Linked DNA regions of Homo sapiens: region 1 is linked to region 2. The links are chromatin contacts, found by Hi-C in ENCODE. All regions are on one chromosome and are shown on one strand. Each heading gives the region's core, a stretch centred on a gene start or an enhancer-like site at or near the end of the contact. The rest is flanking DNA. Distances are from core to core; before and after follow the strand shown. Region 1 overlaps ADAMTS9-AS2 (ADAMTS9 antisense RNA 2). Region 2 overlaps ADAMTS9-AS2 (ADAMTS9 antisense RNA 2).

Region 1 (5,759 bases), core at 1,926-4,425, 75 kb after region 2:
GTTTTTTTTTTAATTTTATTTTACGTTTAGGGGTACATGTGCAGGTTTGTTATGTAGATAATAAACTCATGTCATGGGGATTTGTTGTACAGATTATTTTGTTACCCAGGTACGAAGCCTATTACCCAGTGGTTATTTTTTTTGCTCCTCTCCCTCCTCTCATCCTCCACCCTCAAGTAGGCCCCAGCATCTGTTGTTTCCTTCTTTCTATTCATGAGTTCTCATCATTTAGTTCCCACTTATAAGTGAGAACATGCAGTATTTGGTTTTCTGTTCCTGGGTTAGTTTGCTAAGGATAATGACCTCCAGCTCCATCCATCCCATGTTCCTGCAAAAGACATAATCTCATTCTTCTTTATGGCTGCATAGTAGTCCATGGTGTATGTGTACCATATTTTCTTCATACACTCTGTCATTGATGGGCATATAGGAAGAGATGTTGGACCTTGGGCAAATTATTCCCACTTTGTCTGCACTAGTTTTATAAGCAATATAGAAACAGTTCCTACATTCATTCTAGGGGTGTTATGAATGATAAACAGGTGGGCACAGATCCGTTAGCTCTTGTCTAATTTGTGAGTGAGTACTCTTTCCACTAGATTCACTTTTCCAAGCTTTGCTGTCCATATTTCTGAGGGTTTTTTTTTTTTTTTTTCTGAGACTTCAGCCCAGGCTGGAGTGCAGTGGCACAATCTTGGCTCACCGCTACCTCCAATTCCCAGGTTCAAACGATTCTCCAGCCTCAGCGTCCCAAGTAGCTGGGATTACAGGAATGCACCATCACACCCAGCTAATTTTTGTATTTTTAGTAGAGATGGGGTTTCACCACATTGGCCAGGCTCGTCTCAAATTTCTGACCTCAGGTGATCCACCCGCCTCGGCCTCCCAAAATGCTGGGATTACAGGTGTGAGCCACTGCGTACAGCCCATTTTTGAGATTTTTAAAAGCCTATTTACCTTAGCTATTACATGCTTCTGTAAATATATTCCCTCTGATTAAACAAATTTCAGATCAATATTCTAGCTAGAGATGATGCCAGTATAGAAAACTCTATTTAGCCTCTGAAAGGAGTGTACTTGCATTGTATGGACAAAGGAAGTTACTTTGAAATTATTCCTAGCTCTGCCATAGATTTGCTCTTTGGATTTGAACTTAGATACTTTTTAGAATTTGCTCACTCTGATCAAGTGTTTTGATTATGAACGTTAGCAGCAGGCATCCAGTTGCATTCAGCTTTCCAAGCAAATATTTACAGAGCCCCTTCTGTGCAATTGGCACGGTTCTAGGTGTGGGAATGAAACAGACAAAAGCAAACAACAGGAATGCATATTCTGGGTGTGTATATCATGGGAGAGACAAACAATGAATAAATAAGCAAAATATATAGTGCGTTGGCTGATAAGAAGGACAATGAAGAAAGACAAAGCAGGGAGAGTGGAGAAGGCCTGGGGTGTGAGTGTGGGCTGCAGTTTCCCTTCCCAGTCAGGAAATGCCTTACTACAGAGGTGATTTTGGAGTGAACCATGTGGATATCTGGGTGAGAGAATTCTAAGACCAGGGAATCGCATTTATAAAGACATAACCAGATTCTGCCCGGCGTGTTAGTGTGGTTGAGCTGAGTGGGCAAGGCAGGTGTAGAAGATGTGATCTAAGAGGTATGAAGTGCCACACTGCATCATACCGGCCTGGACACCCTGATTTGGAAGCCACTGGAGACTTTTGAGAAGTGACGTGATCAGAGGGATCCTGGTGATCAGTGTGGTAGCAGTGGAGATTGTGAGACATGGTCAGATTCTGGATCTATTCTGAAACTAGAACTACCAAGATTTGCTGATATATGGGATTTGGGGTTTGAGGAAAACAAGGAAGTCTAGGATTATTCTAAAGCCGGGGTAACTGGAGGGATGGAATTCCAAGAACCAAGGCCAGGAAGACTGAGGAAAGGGCAGGTTTCAGTGGAGGTATCAGGGAAGGGACCAGAGTTTAGATTTAAATGTGTTCATTCTGGGGTGCTTAATAGGCATCCAATTTTTTTCATACTCTCAAGGATGAACCAAATTAGTAAAAACAGCCAATTTACTGCTAGGAATTACTAAAAAAAAAAAAGTGGCTGCATTACTTTCTAGAAAAAGAAAGCCTGAAATCTTACATATAAGGATTCTTTTTTTTTTTTTGTGCATCATGTGGTGCTGTTCCAGAACTGAACACCCTATGCCAGGTGCGGTCTTATTAAAGTTCTGGAAGAAAAGACTATCTGTTCTGAGACACAATGCCTCTACTTGTGGAACTAAAAATAGCTCAGCTCTCAGTCCCCAGGGCACGCAGTTCTCTAAGTGTCCATCCATTACATGGCCACATTAGTTTGACAAGTTTTCAAGGCTCACCTGTCCACTACTCACACATCTGGGTTTTATATTTTAATTTTAATATTTTGCATGGCTCCTTCTGCCTTTGTCACAAATGTGACTTTCTCTACTTCATCCTTCCCTCTCACAGATGCTATTGTTGGGTATGGCTGCCTGATATATTGTTGTCATTAATAAGAAAAACAGCATTTCCCAATTTAGTATCATCTGTAGAATTCATTAACGTGTTGTTTGCACTTTTATCCAGATATTTTAAAAGGATGTCAAATAATACGGATAATCATCTTACAATTAAAGTAAGGGAAAGGTTATCTTTTTTTTGGAGGAGAAAAAGGGACATGTTTTCTGTTGTTTCCAATAGCTCATTTGCTCAGCAAACAGACAAGAAAAAGGGAGCAGGGACAGATTTTTTTTATAAGAATGTCAATTCATTCGTGGGTTGGGGAGAATTGTCCAGAAGCTTAACTGACATTCCTCTTCCACATCATCCCACATATAATTTTGAAACAAAGACAAGCAGGAAACGCAGATTTCATAACCTGAAATCTCTTTAGCTTCATCAAATGCCAAAAAGCAACTGCAATGGCAGAATAAAATACACTAATGTGTTTTGACACAATAATCGTGCCTGTTTCTCTTTAATGAGCCAGGCTGGGGATTTCCAACTTATAGAGGCAGAGAAAGGCTGTCAAACCAGCAGATGTGCCCCATACTTGCAAGGGGCATTTACTTAATGGGCCATCTGAATACTTGTCTACATGTCAGCGATGATGCAAACATGACATCTCTCAGCTTGAGAGTTGCTCTTGTGTGCAGACAACTTTGTGAAGTCATGGGATAGCACTTGGAAAGGAATTTTAAACTGGGAATACATTTCATAGCTCAGCTGCAAGACTGAAGACTGCAGGAAGGAATTCACTTTCAGCAACTATGTGAATTCATGGAGTAGGTCCATGCTATTTCAGTTCTGCACAGCTGGCCGACTGTGAAGCTTTATTTTTCTCTTCTTAGAGCTGAGTGACGTCTCTTTAATGGTTTTGGAATGACTGTTGCCAACTCTTTTTGATAATTTTTGTTTTGTTTCTCTCAACTGGGATATTTCTTCTCACCTGGGTGATTTCCCATCTTAAGAATTTTTCGGCTAATGTATGAGGGTTTTTTTTTTTTTTTTTCTTGATTGCCTGGAACAGACATCAACTTGTGTTAGCTCACTCACAAAATGAGGATCTAGTGTAAAGATGGAGAGATTGTGCAATGGAAGTGTAAGCAGAAATACAGCGAGGGCTCAGGAAATACTAGAATAGGCAACATGCTCTTCCTCTCTGCTTCTATCTGCACATCTGCTTTATTTCTTTGCCTCAGCAGACTCACCATCTCTGCTCCTCATCCCGCATGGTGGGGAAGGATGCCCACCCACAGCTCCCCAGGCCATCTGTTAGAGCTCCAACCACGTGGAATGACGGAATCCATTCTGTTCTCTATCTCTGCTCTAGTTTCAAATTCCTGGGGAAAAATGACCCAGCTCACTTCAGGCTCCCACTCTTGGTCCAGTGGGCTGCAAAATTTCCAAGCGTAGCTTCTGTCAGTTCCTTGCTTTGGGTTAGGTGAAAATGAAGGGAATAATTGTGAGCTGTTCAGATTCACCAAGAAATTATCTACTATTGTTGGGGGAGAATGCCCAGGGACAGATGCATTTGGGTAAGGGACAATAACAAGACACTAGAAAGGAAAATCCCAATTTTATTTTCCTACAGAGTCAGCATCCCACACATTTTCCTTCACAGAAACTGACAAATAATCCATGGGGGCAGCTTAGCAGATGGGTTGAAAAAAGCGACAGGCTCATCATCAGTTTTCAACACCTTGATACATCAGGCTTGGCCCTTGCTACCTCATGCATTATTTAAGCACAATGCATCTCCCTCTGATTGTGTCATGTGCTGGAGGAGAATGTGAAGTTCTGTCTGTCTTTAGCAAACATGTTTCAAGTACTGTCTGTCTGAAAACCAAATGGAAGAGGGTAAACCTGATGATCCACTTGATTTTAGTTTTAGGACCTGGATGCATAGGCAGATGTCAGTTTACAAGGATTCTGTGTACTTTAAGGAATGTTTTCTGAGCATGTCCAGTACAACAGACGCTCTGTTAGGTAGCTGTAGTTAGGATTTTTTGGTTGTAAGTATGTGAAGATTTAAATGTATCAGCTCACTTCTCAGAAAATCTGAGGCAGTGCTAGCCAAACCAAATGGTTCAAGCAAATGTCATCAGTATTTGGCCTCTTCCAGTCTTTTTACTCCTCTATCCTCTGTGTCTGCTTCACTTCTACACAAGCTTTCTCTATGTGGTGGCTCCAGATTTTATATCTTCTAGTAGATATTTTTTTAAAAAAAGAAAAGAAAAAGACTCCCCTTGCCCCCTCCCCCAGCTCCTTTCTCTTGTTCATTCCAGTGGAAGTCCAGGGTCTCCTTGCTAACATTGCTTGATTGGCTGTGATTGGGTCATGGACCCAGTTCTGAGACAATCACTGAGTCCAGGATGAGGTGTTGCTCTGATTGGCTAAGCTTGGATCTTGTGCCCAGTCCTGGAGTTGGAGTAGAGGCAGCTCAAACCTAACCACAGGGATGGGGCTTGCGGGTGGGGTGGTTCCCCAAAGGAAACCCAGGATACTGACACCCAAAGAAGGGGGAATAGAGGCTGTGAGGGCAGAACCCATAAATGTCTACTACCCAGGCTAAGGAAGGAGACACATACACTACTTACTCTCATAAAAACCTAATGATGGTAGGTGTTTCAAGTGAGATATTTGGAAAACACAGATGAAAAGCCATTAATTCTGAAAATCTAGACATCAGTGAGGGATTTTAGAAAATACAACATCTGTGATGGGCCTTGAAGGATAAGGGGGAGGCTGGAACAGGGCATTCTAGGCAGAGGGAGCAATGTTTAAATATACTCAGAGATTTCTAAGGGGGTGGCACATTCCGGAGAACGTTAGACCAGTGTGTATTGAGGACTTATAGGTTGATACAAATATGACATTTCTGACCTTTGAGGCCTGAAATGTTTCCCTGTCATTGATGTATATATGTATTTACTGAATATTCACATACATAAGCCTTCAGCTCTCAAATTATATGTAAGCATGGACACATTACATACAATGGTGCAATCAGCAGAGACTCTGAATTCATTCAGACCTGGTATGAATCCCAGCTCAGCCACCTACTGGCTGTATGACAACAGAGAAGTAATTTAAATATTTTAGCCTTCATGTTTTTATCTGTAGGAGGGTGACCTATCCACTGCATATTGTCTTTGTGAGAATTAACTGAGTTCACACACGGAAATTACCCAAAATGGTGCCTGGGATATAATAGACACTCACTAAATAC
Region 2 (5,848 bases), core at 2,453-4,952:
GATTCTGTGTAAGTTTTTCTGAGCCTTGATTTTCTCATCTGTAAATGGGGACACAAGTAGCATCTATCTCTATCTCCTAAAAATGATAATGATTAAAAGAGATAATGCCTATGGAATGGCTAACATAGCACCAGCCATAGACGGAGGCTGCAGTCACTGTTTGCTATTGAGATTAATGTCATTACCTAGAGAGTGTATGCCATGTGTAGGCTGACAATATTTTTTGAGCTTCAAATTAGGAAATGGATTTGATGGTTTTGAGTCCACTCATGGAAAAGCAGAATATTTGAAATACAGCCATTCTGAAGAATATAGAATGATTTCTAATACCTTAATATCTAATATTGATTTCTAATATCTCAGTAGAGCGTCATCTCTGCCTTCTAGAACTTTGTAGAAAGTACAGCATGTTTCAAAATATGAGCCTCAAATAGGAAAAAAAATTGGGTAGACTAACCGAGACAAATGACCCTTAACTGAACCCTTATCTTACTCCTCACTTTGTAGATAAACAGATGTGGACTTTTATTTTTTGTTTTTATTTTTTTGTCTTTAAGCCTTCAAAGAACAAATTTTAGAATATGAACTTCAAACTTGTTTTTTTAATAACATTTAACAGTCAGAGTTAAGAGATGAATAATATGGAGAAGTGGGGAAGCGATGGAAATTATCAATAATTTGTTATAAGGGAAAGTTTAAGAAGCTGGTGTTATTAAATCCAGAGGAGAGAAAGTTAATGAGAAGTGTCACAATTAAGCCCCTGAACATTATCTTCACAAGGAGCCAAATGAAGTAGAATAATTTTAACTAATGGAAGAACGAATTTTGGGGGTCTTTTTGGAGAAAAATGTTCAGAAACAAATGCTGTTAAACCTTCACTATAGTAGTCAGTGACCTAAAAAACAGACTGGCTGCTGCTACTTTTCTGCAATTGTCTATATCTCTTTCAGATCATGAAAAAACTTGATCTTTAATAATTTTATTACACAGTTCTGAACCTTAAAAGAAGGGACATGCTTTGTAGTTGGCAAAGGTACCATTCAATGTATATTACCTGAAGTGTCTAATTGTCTGTCAGGCACAAAGTTAGACTCTGGGGATATAGAAGAATGCCTGCTGGATGTAGAACCTGCTGTCATGGAGCTTATAGACCATTAAAAGACCCAGAAAGGGCAATAGGAACTGACAAAACTATGATGGATGCTACAGGAGCACAGGAGAAGCCACTTAATCTTGACAGAGTGGAGTGTGCGTAGGGGGGTCCAGGAAGGCTTTCTGGAGGAAGCAAGGTCTAAGCTGAAATCTGGTGAGTGAATAGGAATCAGCTGTGTGAAACTGGAGGCCTGGGGAAAGTTGATGGTTGGAGGTGAGGAGGAGGTAGGGGCAGAGGTATAGCAGGTCTCTCATGGGGAGAGTGAGCCTGGGAGATGGGCTAAACTGGAGAAATGCAGGGCTTATGCCACTGTTCTTTGTGTGTAACACTTTTACTTTCATCATGCTTCTCTATGGTTTTTCATTGTTGTCTTAGCAACCATGATATCATCATACTATCCTAAAAACTGTTGAAGAGGCTCCACTTTTGAGAATAAGCTCTGGAACAAACCTCCCCTCCATTTTCTCTTTACCTACGTGTTGGCTAAAAAATCAAATAGTGGGGTAGGGGAGGGGAGGAAGAGCAGGAACGGAGACATATGGGCCTATCTTAAGGCATCTTGCCTCTTCTATTTTAGTAATTTATCCATTGGATTTATGGCTGTGTAACTATTTTCTGCGTAGCATTATGGTTAAGAGAGCGCATCCTGAAGCTAAAGTGCCTGTTTCCAAAGGAGGCACTGAGAAAGACTGGCAATGTGGCCTTGGGCAAGTAAGTTAACTTCTCTGGACCTTAGTATATCCATCTGTAAAACGGGAATAATAGCACTTCCTCACAGAGCTGTTGTGAGCATTACATGTTAAGGTAGTAAGGTGCTTAGAACAACACCTGGCACATAGTTAACCTTCAATAGATGGCCAGCCATGATCACCATTTATTATTTATGTTACCTGGAACTGAATGCAGGGATCAATAATAATAATAGTTCTCATTGATTGAGCATGTACTATGTGATAGTCATGGTACTTCTTGCCTTGCCTTCATTATCTCATTTAATATTCTCAACTACCTTATAAATTAGCCACCTCTTTTTACAGATAAAGGAACTGAGGCTTAAAGAAGGTAACTAGCTCGCTCCAGGACAGTGGTGCATTGGGGACCTGAACCCAAGCCTTCCCCTCAAATCCAGCCTTGCATTACCTTCATGAGGAAGATTAGATCCTGGTTCTTTTTACTTTCTACTCAGAGTGTCTTGTTTTCTTTAGAGCTGTGTTGGTAGACTTGTTTTAGAACTGTGTGGTCAGTCTGGAAGTATGATCGGCTCTTTAAGAAACCTCCTAAAAGTTATGCTAATAAACATGGCTTAGATAAAGTTTGAGAGTTGGCCACCATAACCAAAGACCAGCCAAAGGAAAATTACCAAAGTAATGTGTGTTCTAAGAATCAACAAATGTGTCTGGATACACGATGAGTGTGCATGCGCCCCTACTAGGGGCACAGATGGGAAGAAAGTATTCCCAGTCCTCCACTGCTCACCCTGGAGCCCCAGAGGCCTACCTTGGAGAAGCAGAACTGACTCAGACTCAATATGGCATTTGTGAGACAACAGGGCCCCGGAGTCAAGAGCATAGGCTTGACACTCCAACTCAGTCAGATGTGAGGCCTGATTCCCTCCCTTCTAGCTGGGTGAAAAGAGCCAAATATTTTCCATTTCTCTGAACCTCCATTTCCCTTACCCATGAGATAGGGATATGAATACTTACATTCCAGACTCCTTGCAGACATATTGTGAATATTAATTGAGATAAAGGGCATGAGGGATGTAACACGCTATGCTGCACATGGTTAGCCATTATTCTTTAGGTCTAAATATCAGCATGTACTCAATGCTTTGTTTTTGGAAAGGGTACATTACTTCCCAAATGATTTTTGGAAAATGTGCCCTGATGAAAAGAGACAGTGTAAAAAAGGGAGACATAAATTCTGAGAGGGCAGAGACCTTGTGCAGAGGACTAATGGGAGAGGCAGTGGGCTGAGAGTGGAATGCAGCACATTCTCCGTATACTGTGATATCTTGATTCCTTCCCAAGCTTAAGGGAGCCTGAAAATTTGGGGAAAGAATGCTAGTATTGGAAAGTGAGAGAAGATGGTTTCTTGGATGGGGAGTTGGGTGGTCTCATCACTCCTTCCAGACATAGATTAGCAAGACTTAATTCCAGAAATATTGTCAGCCAGTAAAATAAATAGACTAATGACTGTGGGAAAATTGTATGTTAATGTATCTAGGCATTGTTTCCAGTCTGACCCTTAAATATATGTTTAATCAATCTAGATGGATGAGCCATCCTGCTCTTAATTAATCTTTCTGGACATTTATAGAGAAACGGCAAAGTCTTTACGAAGACCTTATAAATGTGTTTAAGCTTAGTATGGATTTTTATTTATGTGCATAGCATGAGCAGTCGTTACTTCTAAATGATGGCTTGTTTTGAATGTTCTCAGACCTTCAAAATGTTTTATTTCCACCCTTGGGAAGGGAATGGGGGGTGAGTCGAAAGAAAACACGTGATGGCCATTTTCCATGGCACGAGCTGGCTAACCTTTCTGGACTGTGCATGTTTGTTTGGATTTTAGAGCATTACAAGTAAGGAGGCAGGAAGAAAGAGTTGGGTGCACTCTCTTCAGGAGGGCTTTGTTGGGAAATGGTGCCACATTCAGAGATTCATCTCAGTTGGGGTGACCCTGTGCTCAATCTCCTCTGCCACAGAAATCGTCAGTATCACACAAGCATTTCCCTGGGGCTCAAAGGCCAGCACTTACAAAAACAGCACGGCAGTGTTCAGCTGCATTTGTTGTCATGGACTTTTGTTGTGTCAGACATTTCTGGGGATGAATCATCTACTGTGAGTTTGGGAGTTTGGTTCTGATGCTGTTTGCTGTAGGGATTGACTTAAATTGGAGTCAGTTCTTCTAGGACAGTACGCTGTGTGTGTGTATGCGCGTGCATGTGTGTGTTGCAGATAAGGGCATTATCATTCGGTCTTCAAGCTCCTTTTGTCCACTAAATTTTTGTGCCCTAGGATCAATTACTTTCACTATTTTTGTGATCCAACCTTTAGCTTCTGACATTCATTTGTATTGAATTCCTACTCTAGCTGGCACTGTGCTACATATTGAGAATACAATGGTACATACTATAGACTAAATTCCAAGAGTTTATATTCTACAGGTTTAGAGTAAGTTGGAATTCCAGATATTGATAAGTGCCCTTTAAAAAAAAATGAAACAAGGTCCTGAGATAAGGATGGCCTGTTTAGAGCAAGAAGAAAATCCAGTGTGGCTGGAGGAGTGTGGACAAGGCAGGGAGTGGGTAGAAATGTGGTCAGTGATTGGGGCTAGTGCCAGGTCCAGGTCTTGGTGGGTCTCCTGGGGCACAGAAAAGAGCTTGGGTTTTACTCTAATTGCCGTGGAAGCCAATAGAGGCTTTTAAGCAGGGCATGACACGATCTGATTTAGTTTTCAAAGAAATCTTGTTGGCAGTTGTGTAGCCTTTCTATTCGAAGCCTGGTCTGTAGATGGACTGGCAGCATGAGCATCATCTGTGAGCTTTTTAGGAAGGCACATTTTTGGGACCCACTCAGGTTTCCTGAAGCAGCATCTGCATTTTTAATAGAATCCCCAGTTTGAGAACAGCTCTTGTAGAGAATAGATGGGGTCAGATGAGGAAAAACAGCTTTACAAGCCCCCACCCTTACTCTTTTCTCAGGTGTAGAAAGCAGATTGTTATAGACAGATTTCTAGACATATCTCAGTGGGCTGACCCAAGCTTGCTTCCAAATTCCACTCTTTTTTCTTTATTTTTTTTAGATAGGTTCTTACTCTGTTGCTCAAGCTGGAGTGCAGTGATGCAATCTTGGCTTGCTGTACCCTCGAACTCCTGGGCTCAAGTGATTGCCCCATCTCAGCCTCCTGAGCATCTTGGACCACAGGCATGCACTACCATGCCCAGTTAAGTTTTAATTTTTTTTTGTAGAGACAGGGTCCTGCTATGCTATCCAAGCTGGTCTACAACTCCTGGGCTGAAGCAGTCCTCCCACCTTGACCTTCCAAAGAAAGTGCTGGGATTACAGGTGTGAGCCACTGCACCCAGCCCCAAATTCCACTTCTGGTTGGACTAACATAGTTTTTTATTTGTTTGTTTATTTCCCTAATTCCTAGGTGACTCTCCTTCTTGCCTTTTACTCAGCAGCTGAACTACTGATTTTTCTTTTGGTGTTCCATTTATTTATCTTTCTATTGATTCTGTAACTTCATAGACCCTCAATAAATGACCACTATTTCCATCATAATTCCAAGTAGCAATTGCATAAAATATCCATATCTTAAAAGAAAGATAACAGGACTTCATTATAAGGATGGTATAAGTTTGACACGCATATTTGTAGGCAGGCCGTTATTACTAACTTGGTATTATGACCACTTTACCATGAAGGGCTTTCTGAATGCTGTTGGCATGTGTGTCAGTTAGGATTAGGTTTGGCTTAAGCTTTTAAACTGTTAATAATAGTTTACACAAAATAGAAGTTTATTTCTCTCTCATGTCAAAATCTGGAGGGTAGACTGGAATTGCTTTAAAAGTTCTATTTCATAAAGATCTCAGGTACCTAGACTTTTTCTATTTCTTTTCACTGTGTCTAGCCTCCATTCTGAAGCTGACCTCATGGTCCAGGATGGCTGCTTTACTTCCTGCTATCT

The links. Hi-C counts contacts between places; a loop is a spot of excess contacts on that map. Pooled maps may share reads with other maps.
Region 1: a loop to region 2 is called in a map of heart left ventricle, with 2.3 times the contacts of the local background. The contact joins two enhancer-like sites. A Hi-C loop is called at or near these places in 2 of 168 maps with a recorded cell type or tissue (heart left ventricle and kidney) and 1 of 50 pooled maps.

The regions. Positions count from the first base shown.
Region 1 is chr3:64,812,266-64,818,024 of GRCh38, forward strand. All of the region lies in intron 3 of ADAMTS9-AS2 (ADAMTS9 antisense RNA 2), which reads left to right. Among named protein-coding and RNA genes, the nearest start is that of ADAMTS9, 130 kb to the left of the region's middle. Within about 2 kb of position 3,176, at least 7 of the 41 ENCODE cell types and tissues checked have a DNase peak (open chromatin) inside an H3K27ac peak, as active enhancers do.
Region 2 is chr3:64,736,514-64,742,361 of GRCh38, forward strand. All of the region lies in intron 1 of ADAMTS9-AS2 (ADAMTS9 antisense RNA 2), which reads left to right. Among named protein-coding and RNA genes, the nearest start is that of ADAMTS9, 51 kb to the left of the region's middle. Within about 2 kb of position 3,703, at least 5 of the 41 ENCODE cell types and tissues checked have a DNase peak (open chromatin) inside an H3K27ac peak, as active enhancers do.